6 separate regions of the Mus musculus genome follow, and regions 1, 2, 3, 4 and 5 are each linked to region 6. A link is a loop called in an ENCODE intact Hi-C map of the cell type or tissue named here. Cell type or tissue: heart. All regions are shown on one strand. Region 1 overlaps Gm35880 (a long non-coding RNA gene). Region 2 overlaps Gm35803 (a long non-coding RNA gene). Region 3 overlaps Dytn (dystrotelin). Region 4 has its middle 89 kb from the start of Gm13749. Region 5 overlaps 4933402D24Rik (RIKEN cDNA 4933402D24 gene). Region 6 holds the start of Klf7 (Kruppel-like factor 7 (ubiquitous)).

What was found. Hi-C counts contacts between places; a loop is a spot of excess contacts. Peaks named below come from ENCODE experiments on the same cell type or tissue, not always from the same donor. Only the 100,000 strongest peaks of a DNase experiment are listed, where the experiment ranks them.
Region 1: a loop joins it to region 6, with 8 times the contacts of the local background. A loop is called at or near these places in 11 of 42 quality-filtered maps.
Region 2: a loop joins it to region 6, with 2.2 times the contacts of the local background. A loop is called at or near these places in 3 of 42 quality-filtered maps.
Region 3: it touches region 6 in a loop (4-fold over the local background); 10 of 42 quality-filtered maps call a loop at or near these places.
Region 4: it touches region 6 in a loop (2.1-fold over the local background); 3 of 42 quality-filtered maps call a loop at or near these places.
Region 5: a loop joins it to region 6, with 6 times the contacts of the local background. A loop is called at or near these places in 15 of 42 quality-filtered maps.

The regions. Positions count from the first base shown.
Region 1 is chr1:64,223,788-64,228,787 of GRCm38, forward strand. All of the region lies in intron 1 of Gm35880 (a long non-coding RNA gene), which reads left to right. Among named protein-coding and RNA genes, the nearest start is that of Gm39654, 30 kb to the right of the region's middle. In heart, no CTCF peak of the experiment used is centred here; DNase peaks (open chromatin) are centred at 184 and 2,434; H3K4me3 peaks cover 409 bases; H3K27ac peaks cover 2,106 bases.
Region 2 is chr1:64,286,416-64,291,415 of GRCm38, forward strand. All of the region lies in intron 1 of Gm35803 (a long non-coding RNA gene), which reads left to right. Among named protein-coding and RNA genes, the nearest start is that of Gm35803, 9.6 kb to the left of the region's middle. In heart, no CTCF peak of the experiment used is centred here; a DNase peak (open chromatin) is centred at 2,866; H3K4me3 peaks cover 544 bases; H3K27ac peaks cover 394 bases.
Region 3 is chr1:63,665,912-63,670,911 of GRCm38, forward strand. All of the region lies in intron 6 of Dytn (dystrotelin), which reads right to left. Among named protein-coding and RNA genes, the nearest start is that of Dytn, 19 kb to the right of the region's middle. In heart, a CTCF peak has its summit at 3,092 (motif pointing right); no DNase peak of the experiment used is centred here; H3K27me3 peaks cover 1,467 bases.
Region 4 is chr1:63,872,870-63,877,869 of GRCm38, forward strand. No RefSeq gene overlaps it. Among named protein-coding and RNA genes, the nearest start is that of Gm13749, 89 kb to the right of the region's middle. In heart, no CTCF peak of the experiment used is centred here; no DNase peak of the experiment used is centred here.
Region 5 is chr1:63,760,902-63,765,901 of GRCm38, forward strand. The region is part of intron 2 of 4933402D24Rik (RIKEN cDNA 4933402D24 gene); the gene reads right to left. Among named protein-coding and RNA genes, the nearest start is that of 4933402D24Rik, 5.9 kb to the right of the region's middle. In heart, a CTCF peak has its summit at 2,405; a DNase peak (open chromatin) is centred at 2,630.
Region 6 is chr1:64,119,032-64,124,031 of GRCm38, forward strand. Klf7 (Kruppel-like factor 7 (ubiquitous)) reads right to left here and starts at 2,358. Exons shown (of 4, transcript NM_033563.2): 1 at 1,869-2,358. The coding sequence starts at 1,970. Gm35880 (a long non-coding RNA gene) reads left to right here and starts at 2,536. Exons shown (of 3, transcript XR_373464.4): 1 at 2,536-2,640. In heart, a CTCF peak has its summit at 2,985; DNase peaks (open chromatin) are centred at 970, 1,980, 2,730, 3,260 and 2 weaker places; H3K4me3 peaks cover 4,085 bases; H3K27ac peaks cover 4,275 bases.

The DNA of each region.
Region 1 (5,000 bases), 100 kb after region 6:
ACAGGGATACGTGTGATTAGACATGATTTCCCAAAACATAAGAGCAGTCAGCAGGCTCTATCCCAAGCATGGTCTCTAAGTGGTTAAGGCAGGAAGAGAAAAACACAGGGAGGAGGGAGAGGGTGGGGGATGGAAAGCCAGGGCTCTGAAGTCTTTGTTTCTCTCCCATCTGGCTGGAAGCCAGAGGCGAAGATCTCCTTTGTCCACTGATCTGACAGTCATCCTGTGTTACCACTCGACAAAATCAAAGTACGGTGCTTTCACAGGTTTATGTCCGTCGCTCCAGAGGCTCCTGGGAAATCTGCGGTCCTGCGCCCGATGGCAGTAGGGTTCTGGGCTGCGTTTCTGCTTTCAAGGTCACAATACAAATTAAGAGGGCTCCACTTTCTCCAAGAGATTCTGTCATTGTTAGCATTCTCCTGGTCCTCCATGGGGACCCAAAGCATGCGCTCTGTGGCTTTAAGGGAAGGGAGAGCTCTCTTCCCAGCCCTCCCCATCAGGTCTCTACGGTTAGACTTTAGCATGTAAACTTCCAGGTCATAAATAATTCAAAAGATATGAAGACAATTTTCTTCCTTCTCCATCTATCCTACATACAGCATCTCCTCTTCCTTCCTGGCTTCTAACTAACGCTAATGTAATCAACTGGCAGTAGGCAGCCCTGGTGCTGACTCACGCCAGGCCTGGACCTTGCGCATTCTCAGACTCTGCCATCCCGTTTGGAAATGAATGATCAAGAAACCCGGTCCTGATCTGCCTACCTCTCTTCTTTTGATGTCCCTGTTTCTTCTTCCTTCTCCCCCGCCCCGCCCTGCCCCCTCCCATGGATACCATGTCACCTAACTGAGTGGCTCTCATGGCAGCTAGCCACCTGCAACAGTTTCAGTTACAACTGTGCCAGAGATATTTGGGCACTTCCCGTGGTCCTGAGGGCAGCTCCTGAGGTAAATCCTGAGTGCACAGGGAAGAGAGAAGAAAGAATATGCTAAGAATGGGAAGAGGAATGAGACAGATCAGGCCCCTTGTTACTCAAGCTCAGAACTTGACTCTTCAGTCAGGCTTCATGTGTATTGGGAAACCTGACAGTGTTAAAGTCAGGAAGAACAGCTCTTCTTCCCAAACCAGTGAGCATCTAGGACACTTAGCCCCCTGAGACAACAGTACATGGAGGGTGGAAAGAAGGCAGGAGACACAGGTACAAGGGCAAGGGCTAAAGGGGATAGAACAAAAAGCTATATATTCTCAAAGAAAGGACCATGATGTATAAGAACACATGGCAAGTCTAGGGAGCCCCGTGGCCTGTTTCCTCTACCTTCTGCTCTTTCCATTTAGCTGTAAATATCTATCTTATGTAGAAGCATTCTCTATCCCAACCCCAGAGGGATTCCTTTAAAATTTTCACGATCATCATCCTCCAAATATTAGTTTAGCTCTAATGTATAGGGTCCTCTGTGAGGAAATAGATCGTTTACCCTTCTCATCTCCAAATGCTTGTAAAGAAAACACTTACAATATCCCTGCACTGTCCTGTCCATTATTTTTGTTTGCTTTCTTCTCCTAAACACCAGTAAAGTACACGGACGGATAACATTAAGCATGTTCTAGAAAGAGGCTGAGCTCTCAGAAAGGGCTGGTGGCTAACACACTGACCCTTACATCTACCTGTTCCCAGGAAGGGAGAGGCACACACGGTAGGTCCATCTGCATGGACATTAGGCTTGTGGTTTAGTAAAAAGATAAAACCACAAAGTATCAGAAGTTTGGGGAGGGGCTCCTTGGTCTTGAGTTCAATGAACTACTTTGTTTGCCTGTACACCTACCCCCAGCCCTACAACCTCCATGTTGGATTGTAAATTGCTCTCCTACCCTGGAAGTTTTTTTGTTCTCCACAAGACTAAGGATGGGAGTTTACAGAGACCAAACGCTCTGATCACAAACCTACATTGGCTTTTAAAGACAACCTGTTAGAGCCACCTCTGTTTTGTCATCTCCCCCACCAGGGGCTTCTTTCTGCTAAGGGTGTTTCTCGAGAACAGCCGAGGTGTACTGGTTCCTCTGAGTTCTATTTCCAGGTAGGGTATGTGTGTATTAGACTAACTGCATTGTTTTGTGACTCTCTTTGATGACAAAGAAGACATGTACATGGGTGGCAGCACATCCTCTTTGGACCACTGAGAAGGCACCATGGACTTCCTCCAGGAAGATGAGAACAGCATGAGATAAGCCCCCTGTCCCTGAGCATCCTTAGATCATGTTCTGTACTTCTTCTTCCTGATTTATAATTCTACAACCAAGGGGTCATTGGAGTGCCGGGAAAGAATCATCTACACAGCACACAGCATTCTAACAGTTCTTACTTCACTGCCAAGAATGGAAGGCGTGGTTCCCTTTGTCCTTATTTGACCAGAAGGCAAGGCATGGAATGCTGCCGCAGTGCCTGTGCTGGAAACTCCCCAAATAAGCCTACAGCCCGGTATGGCCTCTTGGCTAAACGTTTGCACAGTTACTCAAATGAAGCAGCAGGCATGAGTCAGGAGGGAGAAATAACCTCAAGAAGGGAGTGGGGGAGGGGCAGGGAGGTTTAGGCTACCCAGGGCTGGGAGATGGTACTTTACAGAGAGCAATGCACAGCAGAGGCTCCAGGGACAGACTGTGAGCCCTCCCCCTACGCTGCGCCACCTGCCAGAGCCATTTGCAAAGCAGCTTGTAAGAGCAGCTAAGGGAAGGAGCCACTTGTCCATCCTCTGTGCGAGAGGCCAACAAGGACTTTAAGCATTGCTGAGAGGAGCAATAAAAAGACATTAAATATTTTATCTGTTTTGAACACTCACAATTGGAACCAAGGTTATACACAAGCTGTGAACCTAAAGCTCTGGGGTAGCACTGACTCAGCAAGGTTGGATCCAGCGGGAACGTGAAAAGATACGCTATTGAATTCCAGCGTTAAGTACCCAGTAAGAGCAGATCACCAGATCTATCTATCCTTGCCTTGCAGAGATGGGGTGCCGGCAGCTGGTGGCCACAGATTATTAAGCGTTTATGGCATGCTTCATTTTCTCTGGGAGGGAAAATAAAGATCCCCTTCCGGCTGCCCGTGCTATGCTCCAAGGGGCTTAAAGGAAAGTACAGTTGTCTTTTGAAAGGTGCTTCACTTCAAGTTTACAAAGGGTTGGTTCCAGCTCATCCCCACCCCACATGCAGATACCAAAGTCTTCAGAAGGCTTAAATCCATGATGCTAAAGGGCACTGTATCTGTACTGACCCAAGTCTGCTTTACAGTCTGTCTAGATTGTTTGTAATACCTGCTCTAACGTAAACGGTGGACAAATAGATGCCAGACTGAATTGTTCAGGGGACAATGACAAGAAAAAGTCTGTATCAGTCTGGTTCAGTTGGAATATTTTTTCTGAGCGTTTTGATTGGTAGTTGTTTGAGCCTAAAAATAAATAAATAAATAAAAGGCAGTTCCACAGATATGGAGATCCATGCTGAATAGATGAACTCTCTCCCTCTCTCCCTCCCTCCTTCCTTCCCTCCCTCCCTCCCTCCCTCCTTCCCTCTCTCCCTCCCTCCCTCCCTCCTTCCCTCTCTCCCTCCCTCCCTCCCTCCCTCCTTCCCTCCCTCCCTCTCTCCTAAAGTTCAGACCTCCCCAGATGCCATACTTCTTCATTGTTTTGTTGTCTTCCTCTTGCTTATTCTGAATATTGGCATTCATCAACTCCACTGCCTTAGAGAAATGCTAGAAACAGCAGCTTAAACAACAAAACTTAATTTTCTGAAAACTGGAAGTTTGAAATCCAGGCACCACTTCCATGGGCCCCTTTGAAGGCCTTGCTCTGGCATTGCAATGGGCAACTTCCTCTGGTGTATCCCTATCTTTTCTCTATGTTATCCTATCTCTTATGGAACACTATTCACAGTGATTTTATCATAATCACCTCTTTACAGACCTTATTTCAAAAACCAGTCCATCCAAGGGTACTATGGGCTATGATTAAAGGTCTCAATTCAGTCCATGGCAGTTATGATTTCTATGCATGTACAAATGATGCTAGGCTTTGTCTGCAAGACTTTTGGCAAACACAGGAACATACAAGATCTGCCCTATTGTGCCTACTGACTCACGGGTACCATCATCTCCTCTGAAAGGTAAAGCCAAAATACACAGGTCATTTTGAGCGCAAAAGCAAAAAGAGAGAAGAGGCATTCAGTATAATAGTCTGGGGAAGCAATCTCTGGTGAAGGAAAGAGGGCAGTTAGAACAAGGACTCTGTCTACCTCTGTCCATGCTGTGTCTGGTCCCTGTCACCATATTCTCTCATTTGGTGGCCTAGCCCTTTGTACAAAAGTGGCTGATGCTGACTGCCTCTCTTGCTGCCTCATGTAAGCAGCCTGTTTTGATAACTGGAGGAGTTGCCCCCTGTTTTCAATAGAGGTGGAGTTCGGTACTGGACCACATCAGGTTTCAAGTGAATTCAGGTCACAGCCTCCTTCCTGAGTCACTTTCTCTGCCTTTCCCCAAGTGGCCTGGTCATTTCAGAGGGTCATATTACCACTGCCCAAGACAAGAGTCCCTTCAAGCAGAAGTGTGGTCTTTCCCTTAATCCCCAAAGCATCTGCCCATCCCAGCCAGCCCCACCCCCACAGCCTCCCTATCCAAGGACAATGATACTGTGACCTCTCAGGGTGACTGTGGCTTCATAAGAACAGGATAGTTAAAGTGTAGAGTCAAGAAAGGGCACTCCTGTGACATTTGTTATGCTTTTTAAAAATACCATTTAGACTCTTCTGCACTAAGCCCATGTTTCACATCTTATTTTGAAATGCTCCTCTGAGTCCAGCATGCGGGAGGCATGACAAATTTGGCATTTCAATCCATATGTCCACTTAAATTCCAGGAATACACATAGATTAGGGTCATGGAGCACCTTCTGGTAAGTGGAGTCAGAGGCACAAATCTATTCTGACGCACACACAGGGAAACGAGGGAAATTAACAAG
Region 2 (5,000 bases), 170 kb after region 6:
TAGAATCCACTTGAAGACTCTTTTTTATAAACATACTTGCTTACATTTTCCCATAAAAACTTCATGATAGAGTTTCTTTCTTTAATGAATCCTGAGTGTGCATCCATTATGACTCTGAAACAATAAATAAATAAATAAATAAACAAACAAACAAACAAATAAATAAATGTAGTTGAGGCTTGTTGACAAATAATGAGCTGTACCCACACTGCATAGTAGGCATGATGGGAGCTACAAGGAAAACATCACCAGGATACAGGGGACACCATAGATGACAATACAGCTCTTGGCTATTCCTAAAGGTTCTCTTACCCCAACTATCAACGCTGTGTTCCACTTCAGAGGGGAAAACATGGAATATAGGTATTAGAAAGAAATATCTCGTTGTGTCAGATTCTCCTACTTTGCTTTGAAGAATCCAAAAATTCAGAAGTCTGTAACTTATTTAAAAGACCACAGAGCTTTACAACTTTGAAGAACATATCTATGTCCAGAAACATTTCCAAATGTGGGCTCAGACTACAAACTAGACCAAGTTCCAAACGTGGAACATGACATTGGCTCCACATCTCCTCTATTCCACAGAAGAAATACCATTGGTTACTGTCACCTAGCTATCACCCAGATGCATCGAGGGCAAATATGCACCTTATGATATACTCAAAGGTCACAAAACTTGGAAGTATCTTCCAGGAAAATCAAATTAGAAGATAAACATGAAATCAGGTATATAAGAAAGAACACATATTTGGAATAAGAAAGCAAAACCTGGTACATTTGTAGTGAGCAATTATTGCATATGTTATAAATCCAGAGCAATGATGCAATCGTTTGTGAGTCAACATCTGACACACCTCTGCAATGGCTGACCCTTTAAACTGTGGGCTGGATCCTCTCATTACTTGTGCATGTGAGAATGGTTAAGTAATAGTTTTATGAAGGGGAAATAGAATGATAATTTGCCTTTGCTCTTTCATGGTTGTTCAAACGTTTCCTTTCATTATCTACAGTTCAGAAAGGGCTTTCTTCAATCTCAGAACCCATTAGAGGCATTGCCTGGGAAGCTTCTAGGATAGCTATCAAATCAGAGAAGACATGGACCAAGCTTTTCCTCACAAAGATGAAGTATAGGATTTGAAGACATTTTCTGCAAAGTAGTTTCTGGCTGTGCATATTTAAAAATCTGCTTACTCCCTGTATACAAAGTACTACCATCTTCAGGCATCTTATTGATAGCCTATAAGAAAATTTCTCTACCTCCATTCCCAAGCAAGAGGCAACCTGAATTCTCATGGACACATTCTCTTCCTGCCCCTTGGTGCCGTTTTGTATAGGACAGGAAATCTTTGGGAGAAGGAAGACTCATCTACCCAAAGCCAATTTCCTGCCACTCTTTAAACTCCAAATTCTCATAACAGCCTGGGATCCTGATAGAGACATTTTGAACATGTGGGTTTAGTGGAATACACCTTTAGTCCTAGCATTTAGAAGGCAGAGACAAGTGGATAGTTGTTGGATGCTAGCCTGGTCTACAAAGAAAATTTCAGGGTAGCCAGGGCTACACAGAGAAACCTGTCTCGAACAAATAAAATGGTAGATAGATAGATAGATAGATAGATAGATAGATAGATAGATAGATAGATGGATGGATGGATGGATGGATGGATCAATAGATCGATAGGACAGACAGATAGAATTTTGTTCAAACAGAGCCTAAGCAGATCTCTTACTCCCACAGGCAAATCCTCTGCTTAGTGTATTATTTGGTCAACCTCAGATCCATGAATATGGAGCCTCATAAATGAAGAACCTTAAGGTTACAAGTCACTGACTTTGCAGTAAATCCATCTCTTTGTGACACTCAGAGGTTCTTCAGTAAAAACCCCTTTTATCCTAGACCTTAAAGGAATTTGGTGGTTACCCTATTCACCAAAAGAGTATTTCATAAAAATCTCATCACTATACCAGCAAAGAATTGACTTCTCCTATACACCATCTCTATGCCAGCCCTTTGATTGGACCTGATTCCTTCAGATGGCCTCTACCTGTAAGGTTAGGGCTTTGGTCCTACAGCAGGTGGACCCCGATAAGAGCTCCCAGAGACAGTTCAGAGGAGGCAGAGACTCTGTTCAGAATGTGTCCCTCAGTGCCCACCCTGTTCTCTTCCGCTCCTTCAGGAGGTCTGAGTCTCTCCCCAGACCCCCAGGATTCCAACTTTCAAGCACTTTTATCCACATTCAGGGCGGGAGATAATAAGTCCTTTGCCTTAAGGTATGTGTCCTTAAACAGAACAAAACCTTGCACAAGAGATCAGGGCAACAAGGTTTAACAAAATGTCTTATAAACTAAAGGTTTAAAAAAATGTCTAGGCTCTTTAAATAAGACATGACACTAATCCCCCCACCTCCACTGAGTGAGAAATAAAGAAGCAGAGTTGGGGTCATTAGCCCAGAAGAGGAGTGGCAGGCTTCTAAGGTGAACTGGCAGACTGAGGTGTAAGTCAGGGTAAGGGCCAGCAGCAGGCTGGCACTGCCATGCGTTCTCTCCTGCTGGCTACATGCACACTCCCAAAGGGAGGGCCAGTTCCCAGGATCTCATTTTGTATTCCTTGCACTATGAGCAGCAACCAGCCCAAGGGAGTGAGGAGCTGGGAGGGGCACCTAGAAAGAGAAGGACACATTTAAAAGGAAAGATTTACGAGGCCGTGAAGATGGTTCGCCCTGGCTCCTGAGTGCAGGAGTATGACTTATTTATTTTATTTTCCTTTGTAACCAAAACCTTCCCTGGACTCCCATTGGCCCCAGCAGAGAAGGGAGAGAGGGCTGGCCCGTCAGGCGTTGAGCGCTGGGCCAACGGGAGATAGTGTGGCGTGATGCTGACGCAGCCCACTGACAAACCAGACAGAGGCCCAGGGGAGCAGCTGGGAGCTGAGCCGCCAGAGCCAGGCAGGTAGCAAGCTGTCAAGCTGGGGAATTGTGAAGAGGCACTGCCGGTGGGGTGGGGGACAGGCTGGGGAGACAGGCAGGACAAGGTGTGACTCTGTTGCTCAAACATAACTATTCGCCAACTCTACGTTGAGTCTCCAGCCTCCCCGGCTGCATCAGCATCGACTGTTTCCTTTCCCTCCCTCGTTTCTATGAAGATAGAGAAAGCCAGACCAAGAGCGCAGACAAACGAATTAGTGATATTAAAACATGACTTAGTAGTCAGCTGCCTCAGTGGACAGCGGCTGTTCTCAGGGAAGCCTGTTGGATAGAAATGAGCTTCTGTTCTGGAAGATAGGCTGGGGTTGAAGGAAGCTTTACATAGTACTGGGGATGTCTATGCTCCTGGTTCAAACGAACAAATTTGTGAACTACCCACGGCCTGGCCAATTGCCTGCTCCACAACCCAAGCCTCCCAAAGAAAGAAGGATCTGAGTTCTCAGAGAGTTAGGGGTGAAGAGAGCAAAGCCTTAGGCCCCTGGAAAAACCCTCATTCTTCTTCAGGAACCCCAAAATATTCTCAGTGCAGACCGTAGCACTTTTCTTTTCTTTTTTTTTTTTCTTTTCTTGTCAAAGCCCTCCCATTTGGGGGGGAAAAATCAACTATTTAGGACAAAAGCGATAGATAGATAGATAGATAGATAGATAGATAGATAGATAGATAGATAGATAGATAGAACAATAAAACTTTCTTGTTGGATGTGCTGACCCACCGTGTTCTCAGAACTTTTCAGAACAGTGAGTACATCCAACTACCCTCTCCCTAGATAGCGCGGCACATGTCCGCTGACAGCACACAGCACAGGTCCTAAGTTTCACTTCTTAAATGACAGGGCAGATGGGGCTGATACAGTGGCTGGAGCATTCAGACTGATTTGATCCACAGTGGAATTCAGAAGCCCAATGGTCATATCCTTCTTGGTGCTGGAGACCCTTCTGCTCTGCCTAGCTGCCCCTGTCTAGAGGACAGGTTATGTCATGTCCTATCTATAAATGGAACAATAAAGGCCCCACAGTTCCACTGGGGAGACAGTGTACTTGGAGACATAGTGTCACATTACCTAAGGGCCTTATATTATGGGATGCCATCACGAAGCTTGAATGGCACTTCACACAAGCCCTCAGCGGCTATAGAAGCAGGCTTGCAGGCCTGCACCATGCTGACCATGAACCACTGCACATCTGAATAAAGCCCTTCAGCTCAAGCAGGCCCATGTGAGGGTCGAGGAAGTATGAGCAGCTCCTGCAGGAGCAGAGTCCCAAGAGGAGGGCAAAATGTGATCTAACACACGGAAGCAATTTGGACCTGGTGAAGGCCCAGATGGCGGGAGCAATGCTATGTTATTGTCTTAGTGGTCACATGGAATTCAAGTGCCTTTCCATATCACACTCTTCTGTATTTTTATAAGTATAAGACGTTCTCAACTAATGAGCCAATGAGAAGAGATCTTCCCTGGTTCCAGTTGTCATGGGAACAAAACCCCTTAGAAATAACCCATCTTCTTACCCTGTGAAAACCCTTCTACCCCAAATTGGAAAGCTAGAGGTGTTTTGTTACAGTGGATCTTTTTTTTTTTTTTTCTTGATGTGTTTGGTTTATACTCTTGAAAGGAAGTGTCACACATGTACTGTCCCCACAGGAAATTCTGTTCAAGTTAACCCCTTGCTTCCCAGTTCTCCTTCTGTCATTCATTCCCACAGAGCCACCCTCCTAGACCCTGTTTATAAACTGTCTACACCGTGACCAGTTTTAACACAGCTCCGATGAGCAGTTAACTGTTATTACCACGGAGTCCGAGGAGCAGCCAACTCAGACTGCTCACCCCAAACAACATAAGCAATTCCATAGCTTGTTTGTTGCCTTGCAGCACCTCTCAGGCTTTATGTGCAGATCAAGACCTGTACTGCTCGGATCAGTCCAGATCGGGGTCGCCTGAAATGGGGTCAGCCTGAACTGAGGAACATGAGGAACATCATGATTTGGATTTTGATTGCATTCTAGGGACCTGACAAATA
Region 3 (5,000 bases), 450 kb before region 6:
ATAGTCTCCCATACATAGAGAAATCTAAAAAAAAAAAAAGCGGAATTTATAGAAACAGAAAGTGGAATGTGACTTCTTTGAGATGGGACTGGAGTGGGAAAATTAGGGAGATGTTGCCCAAATAGTATAACTTAAAATTTATGATGGATGGGCTCTGAGGATCTAACACACAGCACAGTAATATGTTAGTGATGTCATCTTGTGCCTTTGATATTTGACATGAGACCAGGTTTTGGGTCTCCTCATCTTCCAATTGTGCTCGCACACTGACAGGTGCCCTAAAACATACAGTCCTTGAGAATGGAGAACTTTTGGGTTCCCAGGGAAGCAGACTGGACTCCTCAGCAGGAACAACTGAAGGCTGGCTAATCATTGATGGCTATCAGCTAGGAGCTGAGTTGGACTCTGAAATTTCCTCAAAGTCTCAGCAAATATAGTAAAACTAACATAGCAGCCAACCAGAAACAGACATATGTAACTTCTCTGCCACCTACCAATGAAGGTTCCGGTTACCTAACCCTAGCTAAAATTTCCCTACTTTTCTATTTCTACTTTGCATGCCTTTGTCTGGGGGTCACCATTTTGACAAATGGTTGATCCCTGTGCGCTGGCAATTTCTACAGAAAAAAATGTGCTTTGCCTTTGAATTTGAGTCTGGGGTCTTCCTTCAGTGATTCTTGGACCCTAACAACAGACAGTGACTGTGGGTGTGATGGGTGTGTAAGTGACTGGACGGTGGTGAACATCACACAGTCTTGGGCATGCCTGTGCTGCCTGAGATACACAATGCTGTAACAGACTTTCCTCCCTTGTTCCCTCCCTCCCTCCCTCCCTCCCTCCCTCCCTCCTTTCCTTTCCTTTCCTTTCCTTTGTTTTCCTTTCCTTCCTGTATTTCTTCTTTTGAAATAGTATCATGCAGTCTGGCCTCAAATTCCTGAGCTCAAATAATCGTCCTACCTCCCCATCTCGAGAGTCCCGGGAATAGACACATGCACACAAAACTGCACTTAATATCTTCCATACATATAATTTTTGTTAATTAAAATGTTTTTTTATAAACTAAATAGATCAAGGAATCACTGAGAGATAGCATTTTGCTCAAGATTAAAAAAAAAAAAGCAAGTTTATTGTGAGATTGGGGTATCTCTCTAGACGTTCTCCCTCTTCGTTAAGGGGACAAAATTTGTTAGATTCTATTTATTGATTTTTCATGATTTTGTAGATAATCCAGTGGCTCGATTGTCGTGCTTTCTTGTGGTCAGCCACAGTCACCACAGGGGTATTAACTAAGGGACTAAGAACCTCTCGTGATTTCCAAGATGGCGACGCATTTGGCTCTGTGTGCACATCTGTGTGCACCCGTCACCTTCATTTATTCCCATTTGGACAGGAGTCCCAGTTTCACATCTGACGTCTTGCCCAGCACAGGCAGCCAGGCACACTGCCTGCAATCTCAGAAGTAATTGCAGAGACCCCCTGCGGAGTCCATCAACTCAGATAAACACCCTCCTAATCAGGAAAGTGGCACTTAGAACCACTTTGCTGACAATTAGCCAGACAAAAGTCAACAAACATTTGCTTACTCGTAACAAGATGGCTTGTATTTTAAATTGTTAATAACCCTGTCACCAGTAGAGCATAAGCATCTACTCCCAATGTTATTTAGTCAAAAACCACAACAGCAGCAGCAGCAGCAGCAGCAGCAGCAGCAGCAGCAGCAGCAGACTCATTTCCCATCTTTTGCCCTCTGAGTTCTGATGAACGAACTGGGCCACTCATTAAGAGCATTGCTGACCCAACCTTCTTACTCTGGTGTCCTTACCCCTAATGAGACAGAGAGTCTCAATTCGTATGTAAAACATGAGTGCTCAAAGACTGAGTGAGAGTGTCAGCTTGTGATCCTGACACTGTAGTTGGGATTCCTACTGTAGTGGAATTTAACCTGATGCTTCCCCTTTAAATATCTACATAAAGATCTTCTTCTGTGGATGAATTACCTATTTGGCTAATTTCTTGCAGGTGTTCTATGGAGAAGAATTAAATGTAACTAGGTGGTACACTGGCACAGGCAGGATGGCATTCTGAACGATAATTAGCATTCCTAAGGGATGATTTGAATCACATTGCCAGGACTGGAATTTTCTATTGGAATCTGTCTTGGATCTCATAATGGAAGCCAATGGGATGATAATTTGCTATGCAAATCACAAAGCTGCTTCCCACTGGCCCTCTCAGAAGCCGGGCACTGCATGGTCGGAGGAGGGAGGGGCAGTGGGAGCCAGCAGCTCAGCAGCTCATCGACCTTGATTGAATTTGAAACCAGCGGATTTTTAAAATCCTTTGAGACTAGAGCTAACTTGAAGCCATGAGTGGCAGTCGGAAAGTCACAAAGACTTCTAGAGGAGAGAGAGAAAATGCCCCTCTACCCAGGTCCTTCTATCAAATCCACTTTGAAACTGGCTACTGTTATCAAGTCTGGTGGAACAAGTGGATGAGCAGATTAAGCCTCTTCTGGCTTTCTACTTGCTTGCGTTCTGAGACATGACGTTGTTAAGGATGAACGTCTGCAATGGTGGTTGCCTGAGACATGCCTCAGACAGCAGAAAAACTGCAGTAGGATCTATGTGCTGTTGCAAGCACTGGAAGGGCATTAAAGTATTAATACCTTCACCTGGCATATTTTGAGTCATGTTGTATAGCAGAGAGCAAAGCAAATCGCATAGCAGCTAGAAGCTGATGATTAGGCAGAGCTGCATTAAATCAGGACATCATGAAAACTGCCCCGTATAATATTAGTTTGCTTTCCTTTTGCTGTGATAAGCACCACACTCAAAGACGTCTTGTGAAAGGCAGGTTTATTTGGCTTACAGGTCCCCCTGTTCACCGTCTTCTGTTGAGGGAAATCAGGGCAGGAACTCAGACAGAAACAGAGGTGGGAACCATAAAGGACCACTGCTTACTGGATTGTTGCCCATGGCTTGATCTGCCTGCTTTCTTATTCAATCCAGGACCACGTGCCCATGTGTGGTGACATCTACAGTGGGCTCTTTCATATTAATCGTTAATTAAGAAGAAGCCCTACAGATACACCACCAGATGGAGACATTTCCTCAATTAATGTTCTCTCCAACGAATCCAGTTGTGTCATGTTGATAAAGAGCTCACCAGCACACTCTTTCTTTCTCTCTCTCTCTCTCTCTCTCTTTCTCTCTCTCTCTCTCTCTCTCTCTCTCTCTCTCTCTCTCTTTCTTTCTTTCTTTCTTTCTTTCTTTCTTTCTTTCTTCCTCCCTCTCTCTCTCTCTCTCTCTCTCCCTCTCTCTCTCTCTCTCTCTCTCTCTCTCTCTCTCTCTCCCTCTCTCTCTCTCTCTCTCTCTCTCTCTCTCTCTCTTTCTTTCTTTCTTTCTTTCTTTCTTTCCTTCCTTTCGGCTGAAAAGAAGACTTTAGAGGTTCTCATTCACTAGCTGCAAGATAGCCAAATTCATTGTGTGATTCCCAGCAGAGACGAGGGAAGCAGGCATATATCTGAATGATGAAGACCCTGCCCAGAGCATGGACCTCTGCCCACTGCCTCTCTGGACATTCTCTCTGTCCTCCATAAAACCACACTAAACCAATGAGGCAGATTTGAGTCAGAGAATCTCCTCAGCTTTCCTCAAAGCTGGCTTTGAATCTGTTTCTTTCTAACAATCTCTCTGTCTTTCCTTGTCTCTCTACCTCTATCTTTTTCCCTGTTTCTCTGTCTCTCTCTTTTAAAATAGTAAGCAATATGAACTTTAGAGTCCAGTAACAAGAGAAAAAAAAACCAAACAAACAAAAAAGCCAGGATGTTTGTGAAACCAGTTGGGACCAATGTCAAGATGTATGCTAAGTGTCCTTTGCTTGTTTTAACATTTCTGTACAATTAGGTTTTCATAATTGACATTTCCCACTATGTATCTATGGCACATTTGAACACTCCTCACAGGAACAGAAAAGGAGTAGACTCTATGTTGGGAGCACACAGACTAATCCTGGAAATTCTTCCCCTTATCCACCATAGTTGATGAATTATTTCTGTCTTATTGAGCTTTTCCATAAGACAAGACTCTGTCGACATCTTGCTCCTGAATTAAAACTATTTTCTAATTCCTTTGTCTCAGAGCTGAATCTTGTCTCTGGGGTGAGAACATTTATGCCTCTCTATTGCTCCTGAGACCCCTGCCCCCAACACTCACTGCCAGCAACATTTTAACCTTACTAAAAAATTTAAAACCTGCTGTCAACTCCAGGCAGACAAGCTTCTGTTTGCAATGGTTGGCAGTCACTGCAGAGACCCATAGCTGGTCAAAGTGCAGAAAACAAATGGCTGTTGAGTGCCTGGCCATAAAGGGGACATCTTTATTACCTCCTCCTCAAGGCTCAGGGAGCATCAGAAAGAACATAAGAGCTGGAGGGAATGGGGAGAAAGACAGAATACTGATTTCTGGACATTATGTGGCTGTTGTCTTCAATCTCAGAGCAGCTCTGGTCTCCTGCACAAAGGCTATACAAAATCAAGTCTGTCAGTACCCTGTCATGGGGCTCTGCTCCTCTTGGTGTACATGCAATTAATGATTGATGGAAGAGAAAGAGACGTTGTGTGTGTGTGTGTGTGTGTGTGTGTGTGTGTGTGTGTGAGTGTATGTGTGTGTGTATGTGTGTGTGTGGCGTAGCTATTGGTAAGGTACCCAAATTCTTATAATCAAACTCTCACTTGATGTCCTCCCCAATCTTCTCTATGTACACACTCAATGGCACATATACATGTGCATATACCACTCCCCTCACCCACTGAAGAAGGCAGGGTGGCAGCTTTACACAGCCAGTGTCACTCTTTCACTAACCTGTGGTAGATCAGTATCTAGAGAACATTTGGTTGGGGTAAGAGAAGGAGGTAGATGTAGACATTTCTATTGGTCTATAGGACTGAATTGGTCTCAGTAAGACTCAGCACTAGGCAGCTTCAAAGGCCCCGGCATTAG
Region 4 (5,000 bases), 250 kb before region 6:
AGCCAACTTAGGATCATGTTTTTTTGGTTTCATATATTTATGGATATATATGACAATTCTCTTCAATCCTAGAAAATAAAAGTCCTAAATGGCACCTTATTCCCAGTCTTCTTGTACCGTGCTATGAGAGTGGTGGGGTGAGAGGTGACTCATGGAGTAAGCTTTATTCTATAGATAGAAAAACAGACACAAGATGGCTAAACAACTGCCAGAAGGGAGGCCACATTAGGGAGACATGAGACAAGCCACCATCACATCCTGTCTCATTCATGACACAGGAGACTGACCTGTCTTCCTCGCTTTGTGTTATATGTTACTGAACACCTGGACCCCAACTCAGTGTTGCTATAGTCATCCCTCAGTGTCCTTAGGGCATTGGTTTTAGAACACTCTGCCAAAACTGAATCCCTCAGATATTATAGTCCCTCTTATAAAATGATGTAGAAGTTGTATATAACCTAGATGCATCTTCCCATAGATTGTACATCATCTCTGGATTACTTAGAATGCCAAGGCTAGCATGAATGTTGTGCACATAGCTGTTACACTTGATGGCTTAAGGAATCAACACAAGAAAGAGTCTGAGCACGTTCTCTACAGGTGCAGTTGTTTTCAAATATTGTTTTTTATGTGAGACTGGTTGAATTTATGGATGAAAAATCTACAGACAAGAGTGTTGTCTTGGCCAATGCATGTTGAAAGGCTTAGGTTAAGAGGCAGCCTAGGTGTTCCTACCATTCCAGAAGAGAAGAATTTAGAAGACTATGACATGGCTCTGTAAGAAGACAGAACTCTTGCATTATAGCCCAAAGACAGATGGATGGGCAGGTGGATGGATGGAGAAGAGATAGATATATGGTAGATACTGTCTTAATTTGCCTGACTATTTCTTTAAATTAAGCTACTTCCATTATTTTTGCTCCCAGCATTCCGTTTTCTGTCTCCTGCCTGCCACCAATCCTTCCTTAGTTTGGTTCTGTCTGATTTATTTAAATACCTCTTTACATCTCATTAGCTAATTTTATGCCTTGAGAAAAATCATTTTTGTTTCTTAACTTCAGTTCTCTTAACTTAAAAATTGAAACACTAAGTAAAGCCTCTAAGACCCACTTCAGTTCAAACAATGAACAAACGGAGGCATCTCATTGGTGAGGAACAGTGGCACAGGTTCATGGGTAGTGAATTCTCCATCATCAACACTGCCTTTAATGATGGGGAAACTCATTAGAAAATGCTGCCAGAGGTCTCCAGGGAAACACATCAGAAGTGAAGAACGAGTCAGGCATGATGTGCGGCCTCAACATGGAAGGAACATTTTGTTTCCAACTAATAGTATGATGTTAGCATGGAGTTTATTTGATACCAGTCATTGCTTGCCTAACTAAGTTGTACCTCTGAGAGGAAACATGTGGGACTGAGCAAAGCTTACCAACCATGTTAGAAGTCTTTAAGATTTAGCTTAGAGAATCCCTCCTTGTAAAGTTAAAAACAAAGTTTGTTTTCATTTCTTTCATCAATTATGTGGATCCCTGACCATGAAGAGGGGTGATATTTATACAGGTTCTTCTGGCATTGGGCACCCCAGGATCGTGATACAGAGATGGAGTTCCATATAGCAGTAGCCTTCAAAACAACTGCAGCTTGAAGAAGGACCACTGTGAAGCTAGTCTTTACTCAGTCTTAAAGCTTGATTGATCCCACAGAGAGAGAGCAGGGATGATTAGTTAATGAGTGTAATATTTCTGGTGATATCTAATAAATGCCATGATGGAATCTATGAGATTGGCTTTCTGCAGACAGGCAATACTATGAGAGTCAGTGTAGCTTGGAGAATCCCCTGTCTTTCTGTCATTCAGGTCTGTGTGATTGTGATCTTATCCAAGCTGAGTTTCCATAGCTTCAATACCAATTTCTTTCTGCAGCCTCACTAGCAGACTCAGTGGGTTTATATTGTAGTTCTCTGGGAATAGTGGGTAGAAGTTTCCATTTAAAAAGCTAATGACTTAGATACTTTGGGAAGATTGGGAAGATGTGTGTGTGTGTGTGTGTGTGTGTGTGTGTGTGTGTGTGTGTGTGCGCTAGAGGGCCTTCTCCTCACTATAGAGAAATGCTTCTATTTGTGTTTTGCATATTAGAATTTTAAGGTAAGTACTTCCTTTTTGCACAGTGAGCCTATCGTTGATCATCAGGTTTGTAAGGCTCTTTCCGTGGGACAGCGATAACATTCTGACAGACCGAAGCACCATGATCCATTCTTATCCTTGATGTGTGATGTGTTGTCTTCATTATCAAAATGCAAACTCTAAAGTGAGTTTTACCTGCTTGCGTTTGGATCAGGGACTAACACAGTGTTAATGCAATACAGGTTTTGATGGAGGTGCAACGTTTTAAGGGAATGGCGGTAGTGACATGATCACATATCAATTTTGACTTTTATATAGTATATGCTACTTGCAGAGACTACTGATCCCTCCCATGTAATTTCAGTAGCATTTATGGAGGGACCATACTTAGCAATGACAGACATCTGGAAAATGCACATGCACACACACACACACACACACACACACACACACACACACACACACACGAGGAGAGAGAGAGATTTCTAGCAACACATTACTCTCTCTTCATAACTCTGTATGTGTGTGTGTGCGAGAGAGAGAGAGAGAGAGAGAGAGAGAGAGAGAGAGAGAGAGAGGGAGAGGGAGAGGGAGAGGGAGAGGGAGAGGGAGCGAGGGAGGGAGGGAGTGAGGGAGAGAGAGAGAGAGAGAGAGAGAGAGAGAGAGAGAGAGAGAGAATGCCCTGGGCCTGAAGCCCTGTGCTGGGCAGATGTGAAATGATTAAGGGCCTGTTTGTCTCATACTGACTTTGGTCCAGCTCTTTTGAGTCCAGTCTTTTCATCCTTCCCTAGCCAAACTCTATTTCTTGGAAAGCCTTCTCATGCTCTGGATTAGGTGGCAGAAAAGATTAAATGACAGCATTGCTTATACAAAGCTGTTTATAGTTTTAAAAGGAACAAAGCTTCTGCTCATTGTGAACTGAAAGACTAGGACTCTACTAGTGTCATGTCACATTTAAGAAGTCAGAAAGGTGACAAGAAACTATAGCCACAGACCACAGAGTAACTCGCATAGGAGACTGAGATCAGAGAGCCATGCCCAGTTCCAGGCAGGTATAAAAAGCATGTTCAAGGAATCACTAAAATCAGACCGGTCTAGCCTATGCCCTAGTGACAAGAAACTATACAGGGTGCACCTGCACAGAATTCAGTATTCTGGTGGGAACTTTGGAATTACCCATGAAACTCAAGAGAAGACATTGAGAGCTTGCTGGCTCTTGAGCAATCAGTTTGAAATCAAATATTGTTCAAATGAGTGCTTCTCTCACTGAACATGTGCACACTTGGTGAACTCCACTGTATGAACAGAGATAAAGAGAATGTACTTTGGGGGTGGGGGTGTCGCTTGTCAGCTGTTTGAGATTTAAAATGGGGAGAAGTATGAATTTATGCCCAATTCCTTGAATTCTCCCACCATGAGGAAAGATTCTATTATTTCAACATGAAGATACTTGCATGATCTCCAACGTTGGGGAACTTCTCTGGAAGCTATTGGTGTTTCCAAAAACTGGGACAGTCTGCAGCACTCTGTACAGAAGGCATATTGTGAATGGCGAGAGATCTCGGAATCTCCCTGGAGAATGGAAAGGCTGACGTGCTGTGTTCTTGAACCCTCAATACTTCATTTCCTCATTCCTATGGTCCTCCTGATGAGCCCCCAAGCAGTGCTGATGGATTAGCAAGTCTCTTCTCCTGACTCCAATGGTCCATCATGGTTAGCTATGCTCAGCGTTACTGTCTTTTTAGTGGCTGTGTGTTTGCTTCCCTTTCCCCCCATCTTTTATGCATGCCTCCATGTGACACTTATTGATATCACTGTTGCTGAATTTGGGCAAGCTTCCAGAGAAGCTTGGAGTCGCTCTTACTTTTTCGTCCAATAAATTCATCTGTTAAGCATTGGGAGAAGAATTCTGGAAACTCCATCACTCGCTGGCAACCCTCACATTTCTTAGGAGAAGAAAAATCTTCAATCTAGTTGAAACCATATTTCTAATGTTGGAATGGGTTTAGGATAAAAATACATTGCACATTTGGGCACAGACCTTGATTTTTCAACATACATCTTTTGTGTGTTAGAGACTGGTGATGCACATTGCCCCTCCTGGGGATCCGCCTTTTCTTAAGGCATTAAATTGCCTGCTCAGATGAATAACATATCCTACCTTGAATGGATGAGCTCATTAGCAATGACAAAATTTATGTGTGTGACATGGAGAAGGAAGGGGAAATTAAAACCTTATTTCACACATGTATTTTATGTTTACAAAAAGGAAAGAGAGACTTCCTTTGTTTGTCTAGCTGATAATTCAGAGAGGAAAGGGAGGTGAGCTCTGGCTTGGGGCAGGTACGGCTCCATGCCATGAATTCCACACTGACAGTTTTTGCACCATTCAATGTATAAGCCGCTGAGAAATTTCATGGTTTGTCTTGGTTCTTTCTCAGGTCTTTTCACTTTCCTGTGTCCACTGCTAGTCTCATTTATCTTGGAAGTTATTATCACCAGGCAGTTCTTTAGCTTGAGGAGCTCCGATTACTGTCTGTTCTTTTAACATTTCCCTTTCCTAGCTTGAGGGTCCTTAAAATGAAATCCCTACACCAGCATCGGTGCTGGAGCCTGTACAAGATGCACAGGTATTGGGGGGGGGCACTGTACAGCTAATGGGTGAAACAGTCTGGGATGAGCCAGCAATGTGTTTTAAACAGCACTCAGGGGGTTCTGACAGACACCCTGCTAGAAAGAAGACCCGAGGCTGTTCTTTGTCCTTAGTTCAAAATAGTGAAGAAGAAACCACAGAACAGATCCAACCAGCCAACTAGAGATGGTGCCTCCATCCCAAAGGTCGACAATCAACAGTTTCTCTCCAGAAACTGCTCCAGG
Region 5 (5,000 bases), 360 kb before region 6:
TACCAGGCTCCTGTCAGCAAGTGCTTCTTGGCATCAGCAATAGTGTCTGGGTTTGGTGTCTGCAGGTGGGATGTATCCCTGGGTAGGGCAGTCTCTGGATGGCCTTTCCTCAGTCTCTGTTCCACTCTTTATCCCTGTATTTCCTTTAGACAGGAGCAATTCTGGGTTAAAATTTTGGAGATGGGTGGGTGGCCCCATCCCACAACTGGTATTGGTGCAGAGATAGATAGGTAGATCAATGGAATAGAATTAAAGACCCAGAAATAAATCTATACACCTATAGTCACCTGATCTTTGACAAAGAAGCCAAAACCATCTAGTGGAAAAAAGGCAGCATTTTCAACAATGGTGCTGGTTCAACTGGTAGTCAGCATGTAGAAGAATGCAAGTTGACTCATTCTTATCTCCTTGTACAAAGCTCAAGTCTAAGTGGATCAAGGAACTTCACATAATACCAGACACACTGAAACTTATAGAAGAGAAAGTGGGGAAGAGCCTCAAACACAGTGGCACAGGAGAAATTTTCCTGAACAGAACACCAAATGGCTCAGGCTCTAAGATCAAGAATTGACAAATCGGATCTCATAAAATTGAAAGCTTATGTAAGGCAAAGGACACTGTGAATAGGACAAAATGGCAACCTACACATTGGGAAAAGGTCTTTACCATCCCTACATCCAATAGAGGGCTAATATCAAATATACAAAAATCTCAAGAAATTAGATTCTAGAGAACCAAATAACCCTATTAAAATTGGGGTCCAGAGCTAAACAGCTCTCAACTGAGCAATCTCAAATGGCTAAGAAGCACCTAAGAAATGTTCAGCATGCTTAGCCATCAGGGAAATGCAAATCAAAATGATCCGGAGATTCCACCTCACACCCTCATTTAATTTTTATCTGTACTTTTTTTTTTTCAGTACTGCATACTGACTTAGGACTTTATGCTTCATGCCACATGAGTGTTCTACTACGGAGCCATGCTCCCAACCCCTATAAATTAAATACTCTCAAAAGAAGACTCACAGGAAACTTTCCCTTTTCCTTTTGATGTGTCGGAATTTCTAAAGTACAGTAATAGATATTCTCTTGTATGTAAACAGTGTATTTGGGCTATACCTTCATCTGTGGATGGATGCTTAGGTTTTGTTTACATACTATATCCTTGTGTGTGCTCCAACCCCAGAGATTTGCTGTCTGGAAGGACAAACTTTTTCATTGTTTAATTTCTCATTTCTAGAAGCTCTCCTAATCCAAAGATTATTTATCCTTTATCATCCTCCTTTCCTAAGGAACTTTGTTGTTTAGTTTTCAATGAAGTGTATATTACCAAAGCACAGTTTATGTAACCAAGTCTGCTCACCATCAATTTCCTTTTTAGAAATAGCAGAAAGCCATGTCGGGCCAAGGTCAATGATGAACCGAGTGAATAATTAAGTTAAATAACTTAATGGTCATTTATTAGGTGCCAATGATGTGCCAGGTTCTGTACTAGCATTTTACAGTGTGATCTCATTTATCTTGCTGCATTTATTTGGTGGTTACTGATAATTTTTATATTAATTCCATAGATTAGGAACATTGATAAGGGATTTAAGTAGTTTTCTTAAGAGATAACATTTAGGGGGAAAGGATAGCCAAGTTCTGACTTCCTCTCCCAACCTTAAGTTCACAGCACTATACCAGTATTTCCCAAGCCATCCTACTGATTACGATCACAGACCTGCAAGATGATCATGCACAGCATCATGGAATAGCATCATATTTTCAATTAACCTGCAACTTGCTGCTCAAGTAATGAAGTGTTGTTTTACAGCTCACAGACAGCTCCTACAGCAGTGCCCTCAACCTAGATGTATGTTTTGAGTATTTGCTATTAGAATGGCACAACAGGCTTTAGAGTGATCTGTTTGAATGATAATAACTCACCTAAGTGAGCTGCCCACTGCTATGAAGACTCAACTGATAGTAGCATATCAACAAATCATTTTATAGTGAAGACTAAGTCTTCCATGACTTGAAGTCTGGGGAAGTCTCTCTACTTTCCATAACCTTAAATTTCTTCTGTAAAATTGGGATGCTAAAAGCCAATCTGAAAGACCAGTATGCATATTATAAGTACATTTCTATGCCATGCCCTACAGTTGATGCTAAGCATCCGGTGCTCCTTATAATAGGAAGGCAAATTCCCTGTGGCTCAGTTATGGATATGACCCACAGCTCTCAGCAGTGATCACTGAGCAGTAAGCTAATTGCCCACAATTTCCAGCTGAACTTAGGCTGAAGTCTGAGAAGCATGTGCAGAGGAGCTCCTCTGGCTTTCTCATAGGGCAAGAGTCAGGAGGACAGAAGTACTTTACAAGGAGCTGGAGACAGAAAAGACAAGAAATGAATGGCAGTGTCCCCTAGGTGGTGCTGAATCATCGTGAAAAGAAAATTGGGGCACCTGGTATTTTCAGGGGTGACTTTCTTCTGGTTAGAATTTCAAATAAGAGCAGGACAGCTCCCTGGAATGTCTGGGAAAAAATGACCAGGCAGAAAGAGTCTTTTCAGTAGGACTGGCTATACAATACCCTGGGTCTGCCAGGCCTCTTAGGGCCTTGGGTTTGCTTGTGTTGGAAACAGGAAGCAGGGTCAGGCCAGCTTTTGTTCACTCACTGAGAGTGGCTGGAGCTGTGGCTGATTTCATAGATGAAAACCCATTTATAAGCAACACCGAGGGGAGGGTTCGGCTTGGGCTGTTAACATCACTCTGCTCAGTGAACAGGGCTGAGAGGAAGTGAGACCTCTGCCTGCCCCCAGAACACACATCAATGGCTGCTAGTGAATTTAGCAGGAATTGCCCATTATTATTTAGTGCATAAACACCAAATGGTGTATGTTTCTTTGCTCTGCCCACTTCTTTCTGAACTTGATTGCTGGCCACCTTGTTTTCCTTCGACACAGAAGTAATAGCATCTGATGAAGGCTGTCTAACAACTTACATCTTTGTGACTGTCAGATCCTGGGAGAGGAAACTGAGGTGCTCTGGGGTTGGGTCAGGGCCAGAGATGCTGTTCTTGAGATCTTGGGTCTGGGTCTCTTCTTGAGATCTGGGGTCTGGGTCTCGTCTAGAGGCCATGCACAGAGTTCCTGAGGCTGCACTTCTGGGGTTCATTTCCATTTTGGCAAAATGTGAGTTTGGTTTCCAAGGGAGACTGCTCACATGTATTAAAACGTCTCCACTGCTGAAGTTGCTTTGTGTCGTCCACTAAAGCCTTCTGCCATCAATCCCCATCTTCCAACACGTTTTTCCAGCGTTGTGTCTTTGGGAGGTAACCATAGCAACTAAGCTTATTCAAAAATGACAGAACCTAGGCATCGAAGGGGGAAGTAACCCTGTTGTATTTTACACTGGGAATTTACAGGGCACTAATGAATCTAATCATTGTATATGTTGGATACCGCTGTCTCTGTAGTAGGCACTGCACTACATTAAGAGATTTGATTCTCACAACGACCCTATGATGTAGTCATCGTTATCGGCTTCAGTGGGTGGGTGGGGGGGAATTCTGGGACAGATTTTGATGGTTGCACAGCTATTTTGATTCTCCTATTTGGACTATTGCCCGCAGGAAACTGGGGCATAATCTTCCAGTGTCTGATCTGCATGTGGTAAAATGGAGCCTGTGACAAATGTTGAAAGCAATAGCAGAGCTACAGATCCCCTGCCCCATCTCACTGATACCTCCTTGCAGTATAACGTAGCGCTGGAAAGTAATCTCATCCATTTCTCACAGCAAGCCATGGGACAATTGTGTGTCTATAACTGAGAAAACTAAGAGACCGGAAGGTTAAATGACATTTCCCAAGGTCACCATGTAGCATTTAGAAGAATTAGAAAGTAAGCCCATCTCTGTCTATCTGTTTACCTATCCATCTTCTCTCTCTTCATCCAATAAACTCTGCATTCATTTCATAAGAATGCATGAATTAAAAAAAGTATTCTGTGCCATTGACAAGATTTGAAGGATCACATTTACTTTACTAGAAGAGCCATACTATCTAAAGGGATAATATTTGGCTTGAGTACTAAAAAATACTATCATGGATATAAGCTTTTATATGTGAAATATATATATTCTAATAAAGCTAAAACATCCATATTTATGTATGGGTATAAGGCCATACATTTATCTCTCTAAATTGTCTAAGATTATGAGAGAGAAGAATGTTAATCCTATGATTTTTTTTCACCAAGTAGAAAGTTGGAATATTCTCAAGAAAAAAATCATCTGTATCTTGCAGAGAACATGTTACTCTAGAAACCCAGTGAGAGAGGAAGGGTCAGGTATGCCCACTCATTGAGAACATAGCTGGTGTCTTAGACTTGTGAAGTCAAGTGAACTAAAATCATAATTCATGTTGACACTCAGAAGACTGCATTTAGAATTGCTTTCACAACTTGATGTGGACCGATGTTGGTGGCCTTTTAGAAGGTAGGCACGAGAGAAACCTGGTCTGGATGTCTGTAGTTACTCTTGGTGGTAGTATAAAAGCAGACACTATGAGAGGCTTCAGGCTTCCTTTCTGCTCCAGGGAGCAGATGACAGGGAGATACTTTCTGTGGAGTAAGTGACTAATGAGGAAACTAGCAAGTCAGAGTGATGCTGAAAGGCACCTGCCCTATAGGACTTCCTGCCAGTTTGCAAAGGAAACCATATGGAATCTTTTAAGCCCAAGAACACATTTAGGGGTTCAGTTAGGAACATGGGTAGTGTGAGAGCTGCAGTTATAGAACAAACTGAGGAAAGGAAATATCTCTTCAAGAGTCCCCCCAAAAGTACAAGGATATGCCAGAGCCAGCATCTGGTCATCTTACTTAAAAAAAAAAAAAACATCTTCAAAGGATTACAAGATCACCAGTTTATAGACCTTGCCCTTGTCCCTATTTATCCTGGTCTGGGTGCCAGAGGCAGCACAGTGAATGGGTTAGGAAGAAAAGAGAAAAGGAAAGATGGA
Region 6 (5,000 bases):
CCTGCCTCGGGCATGCTGACTAAATCAACAGATTCCCTTCCCTAACTAGTCTAGACTGTAGTTAATATGCAACTGATTCCACACCAGTGGGCTGACAGGGTGAAAAGAAGGCTGTTTAGGGGGGGAAAAAAAACCTAAAAACAAAACAAAAAAAACGAGATTCTGGCAACATTTTGGCTTGCTTCATATCAAAATACAAAAGAAAGGATGTAGGGAGATCCGACATGAGACATACTCTTCTTAAGGGCAGCAGGAAAGGATGTATATAGGAAACGATGTGAGTACTCTGCCTGCGTGTTTAGCAAAGGACAGCATCTGCCAGCCTTCCAACTGGAATCCATGCGCTACACAGACACACAGACACGGGCAGCGAATACCTGGAGGAAAACTCCCGCAGCTACCAGCCAGGCAACAACTAGTAACAATGGCACAGTCTTAAGATTGAGCGCTTTACCACTGGCTCCCTATACCGTGAGCTTAGCATCTCTTCCTAAAGCAGCAACTGTTACATCCCAGCCTCAAGCTGGCAAACCCTGCTTTGGATCCTGGCAAAGGAAACTCAGCCGTTCATTAGCCTTAACAAGCTGCTGTCACTGAGCAGAGAAGTTACATGAGCAGCCACACACCAAGGATCCCAGGGCCCTCCCCAAGGGCAAGGTTTCTCTCTCTCTCTCTCTCTCTCTCTCTCTCTCTCTCTCTCTCTCTCTCTCTCTCTCTCTCTCTCTCTCTCTCTCTCTCCAGGATGGACTGTACAAATTCACACTCTGAACGTGCAAATCCAGACTGTCTTCCTGGACTTTCCACGGTGCACACTGTAGAGTTTTTAAACACCCGTGGTGTCCCTATCCCCAGCCGCCCCGCCCCCACCCACCACCATCTTTCCTGCAGAATGTCCCCCTCAGCACCTCCTAATCGCGGCTGGAAAAACCACTGTTTCCGTAGCAGACCCAGCACTTTCCACTGACCAGCACTTTCTTTATTCCACTTCACAAAGCCCAGTGAACTTGTCCCCAGTCAGGCTTCAACCTCCCGGAGATGCCAAGAGAACTTGGCACCGGTACCCTTTAGCATCCTAGGAGTTTTCTTAACTAGTCCTCTAAGACAAAGTAGGGAAGCAAGGAAGCACACACCACCCTTTGTCCAAGGTGGTGCTAACCTGAGAGGCACCCCAAACAAACAAACAAAAAGCAAGGACACAGTACAGGCTGCTCTCTCTGGAGGCATTAGCTAGAGAAACCATACAATACATTGTCAGCCTAAGAGAGACATATCTTCTCATCTTCCTTGTACATATCCTTAAGCATCTTTTGTCACCTGGCTTCTCTTCGTACAGCTCACCTTGTATCTAAAAATCAAGCTCCTATTCTTTATTGACACTCAGTAAATTACTGGGAAAAACACTCCGTGCTTCCCCCCACCCCCCTTGACGGTCTTCAGGACCAGTTGAAATGGATAAAGCTGATTTAAGTACTAAGGTCAGAACTCCTGCATCTAGGAACGTGGTATCCTGTCAACCATTGCTCGACCACCTTCCCACCCGGCTCCTCCAAACCCGAGAAGTTCGCCAGCAATTCTCTGCTAGGGGACAGCGAGCCGACAACGTGTGCGCAAGGATGTGTGTTGGTGACAGAAATGCAGGCAGCTAGGACCGGCTCAGCTCAACACACTAAGGGGCTAGGGGTGGGTGGAGAGGTAAGCGCATATGATTGTTTCACAAAACATTTTAAACAACACACAGCCAAAAAATAAATAAATAAATAAAAAGAAAAAATTAATTAAAAAAATTTCAACTCAAAGCCCACACCAAACGCAGCCCCTGCGTCTCCGCCGCCGCCACACGATTTACACAAGTAATTTAAATCATTCACCTGCTGCCAGGTCTCCTCCAGGGATGGCAAAGCTGAGAAGTAGCCGGTGTCGTGGACAAGTTGTAGCTCCTGGAATATACTATAACTAGCCAACACGTCCATGCTGCTGCTGCCGGGCAAAACCGGAGGAGAAACCCTCCCCCGAGCTCAGCTGGGTCTGTTTGTTTGTCAGTCTGTCTGGCTCACCCCCCAAGAAGGCAGACATCCAGTGGCCCTTTTGTTTTGTTTTGTTTCAGTCAACTAAAAAAAGGAGAGAAAAAAAATCAATGCAGGAGAGAGGGAGAGAGGAGGTGAGAGAGGAGGGAGAGAGAGGAGGTGAGAGAGGAGGTGAGAGAGGAGCGAGTGAGTGGGGTGGATCGGAGAGAGGGATCCAGCGTGTACAGTGCAGATGACTGCCAGGAAAAGGGGACTTCACGGGAGTAACAATTCCCTTCCAGGGCTCTAATCACTCCAGCGCGTGGATCAGGAAGGGGAACGCAAACTCACTGACACGAAGCTGCCATCTATATCTGCAGCGCTGTTCGCTCCTAATGCAATCTTTGCTCTTTATTTTGGGAGGTTGCATTTTTTTTCTCGCGATCGCTTCTCTCCCCCCCCACCCCTTCCCTTCCCTCCCCACCCCCCACCCCATCCTCGCTAGTTTGTAGTCCCCCCCCCTTGTCTCCTCCTCCTGCTCTTCCCCCTCCCCAAACTCCCTCCCTCCGCCCCGTTTTGCGCGCAGCCGTGGGATCTCGGAGGAGGGCGTCCATTAGGCCGCGTGTGACCATGTAAGGTAAACAGGGGGCTCATGAAGTCACTGAGGACCAATGCGGCACTCGGAGAGGACCATGGGGCGGGGCCTGGCCCCGACGGCAGCCGCCGATTGGCGCGCTGCGGATCTCCCTGCTGCCTTACAAGGCGGTACGAGGCAAGCTATTTTTAGAGGGCTATATAAAGGGGTAGAGGAGTCCGCCAGGCGGCCGGGGAGCTTGAGCGCCAGGGAGTGTTGCTGCGACACTTGCGCTGGCTCCTGGGACGCCTAGGCGGCCGGGTTCGGGCTGCGCGCTGGCCTCCGACCCTCGCTGCAGGGCTCGCCCGAGCCGCCGGCGCCCGTACCCAGTGCAGATCCGAGGGGACGGGTTGCCGCGGTGGCCGATCGGGAGGTGCGGTCCCGGTCCTGGGTTAAGATGCCTCCTGCGGGAGCAGCCGGTAGAGCGGCGGCGCAGCGGTCGGGGGCAAGGAGCTCTTTGCACTCGGCCTTCCGCCAAGCATGGGGAAGAAGGGTAGCAAGGGAGAGCCCAGGCTCAGGACAGCGTCACGTACCCCAGACTAAAGCCCAAAAGCCAGTTCCGAATTCCCCACAGGGTGCCGAAATGAAGTGCCAGAGAGGAAGTGCCTCACAATGGCAGAGAACAAAGGCGAGCTGCACGGAGACTAGCTTGCGCCCGCCCCCGACGCTGCACGCTGTCCCCGCCCCGGCCCGCGCGCCTCCGTGCGCGCCGCCGATCGCCTACCGCCCTCCTTTTCCTCTGAACTGAGCCTAAAACCTGGCCAGGAGTCTGGTGTCCAGCATCTAAGCGTGTGCATGAAAGAGAATAGGGGGAGCGTGGGTCGAATTAGGGTGCAGGCTGGAGCGGGGAGCAGTTAGCTAGCAGATCCTTACAAGAGGTTTATCCAGTAACTTCATGGAGCAGGTATGGAGCAGGGCTCTAAAGATCTCAAGATTCTGCAAGCTCAGAAATGGAAACCTGTGCAATGCACGTGGTTAAGAGTTGCCCATTTGTTTGCTTGACCTTAAATGGCTCGTGTGCCTTCTCCAAAATACACCGAAAGCTGGACTCCTTTAGAATAACTACAGAATTCAGTACTTAGACACGAGAAACGTCCTTATACCTTCAATGGGAGAAATACAATTTAATCGACTCCATATCATTCCTTTCTATTGATAAGAACATTACATTTGTTTCATAAAACAAAAGATCACCCATTTCCCCCAGAGGAAATTAATTACTAAGATTGGAGAAAAGCCGGTTTATTTGCCCTTTAGTGCCTGACATTCTTGTTGGTCAAAGAAACAAAATTCTTTGCATAATTGATGCCTTGCTTACAATGTGCTGCCTCCGATCAGCTCCATGACTTGAGCAAATGGCAGTAAAGGCCTGGGCTTCCCAGGAACAAGAATTCAAATATCTGCCACTCTTGTTAGAAGAAACAAAATACGCCTAGGGTAGTATGTCACTGTTAGGAGGCATTAAATGTTGTTGTCCACTGTCCCCAGACTTTAAGCAAAGAAATTAAATAGCACCTGAACTTATAGTCTCCATAGAGAACAGGCCAGAGTCTAGAAGAAAATAAGATAGCGAAACCTTGCAATAATTTGTTAGGTCTCACCCTGTCCACTCTTCCCCCAACACGATCTGGTTGTAGGGCTTGGGCAGAAATCCACTGAGAGGTCCTAACGTAGATGTATTTATGAGTAATAAGAAAAAAGAAAAGAAAAAAGCAACCTTGGATACAATAGGTAAACATCAAGGCGAGATCACATAATTTACTGTTTAAGGCTCAAGGGAATTAATTTTTGTGTTTTATATTTATACTATTGCTATTTTTATTTAGTTGGTTTGCATTTTGTTGTCTTGTTTTGTGTGAGCCCTATTTAGCCCTGACCTGTCCTGGAACTCAATTTTGTAGACCTGCCTCTCGCTCCTGAGTGTGGGTTCCACCAAACTCGGCTTATTGCTATTTTTGATCAAAGTATATCTTAACTTTTGAGTTTGAAGATTTTGGCAAATATTTCTCACACATTCTGCTCTATGTACACAGACGTTTTTATGCGTCATGTATCCTTTCACCCAGCAGGACACCAGCATAGGGATTCTCACCTTAAGGGATGAGTATCCCCAAGCTTAGTATACAAATTAATGATGCTCAGATAAGCAGGAAGTGGCCAGACCGTGCTTCAAGTCCAGGAGTGTCTGATATATAAGGCTTCTGCATGAGGCTCTGCATGGCAAAACCTTGAGGCTTTGGTTTTAAGTTAATATGTGTTTATAGAAATTGCTCCAGTGGGTTGGAAGACTGCCCCATGTAACTTTCAAGCACCCAGGCTACAAAACACACAAACAACAAACAATCAACAACAACAACAACAAC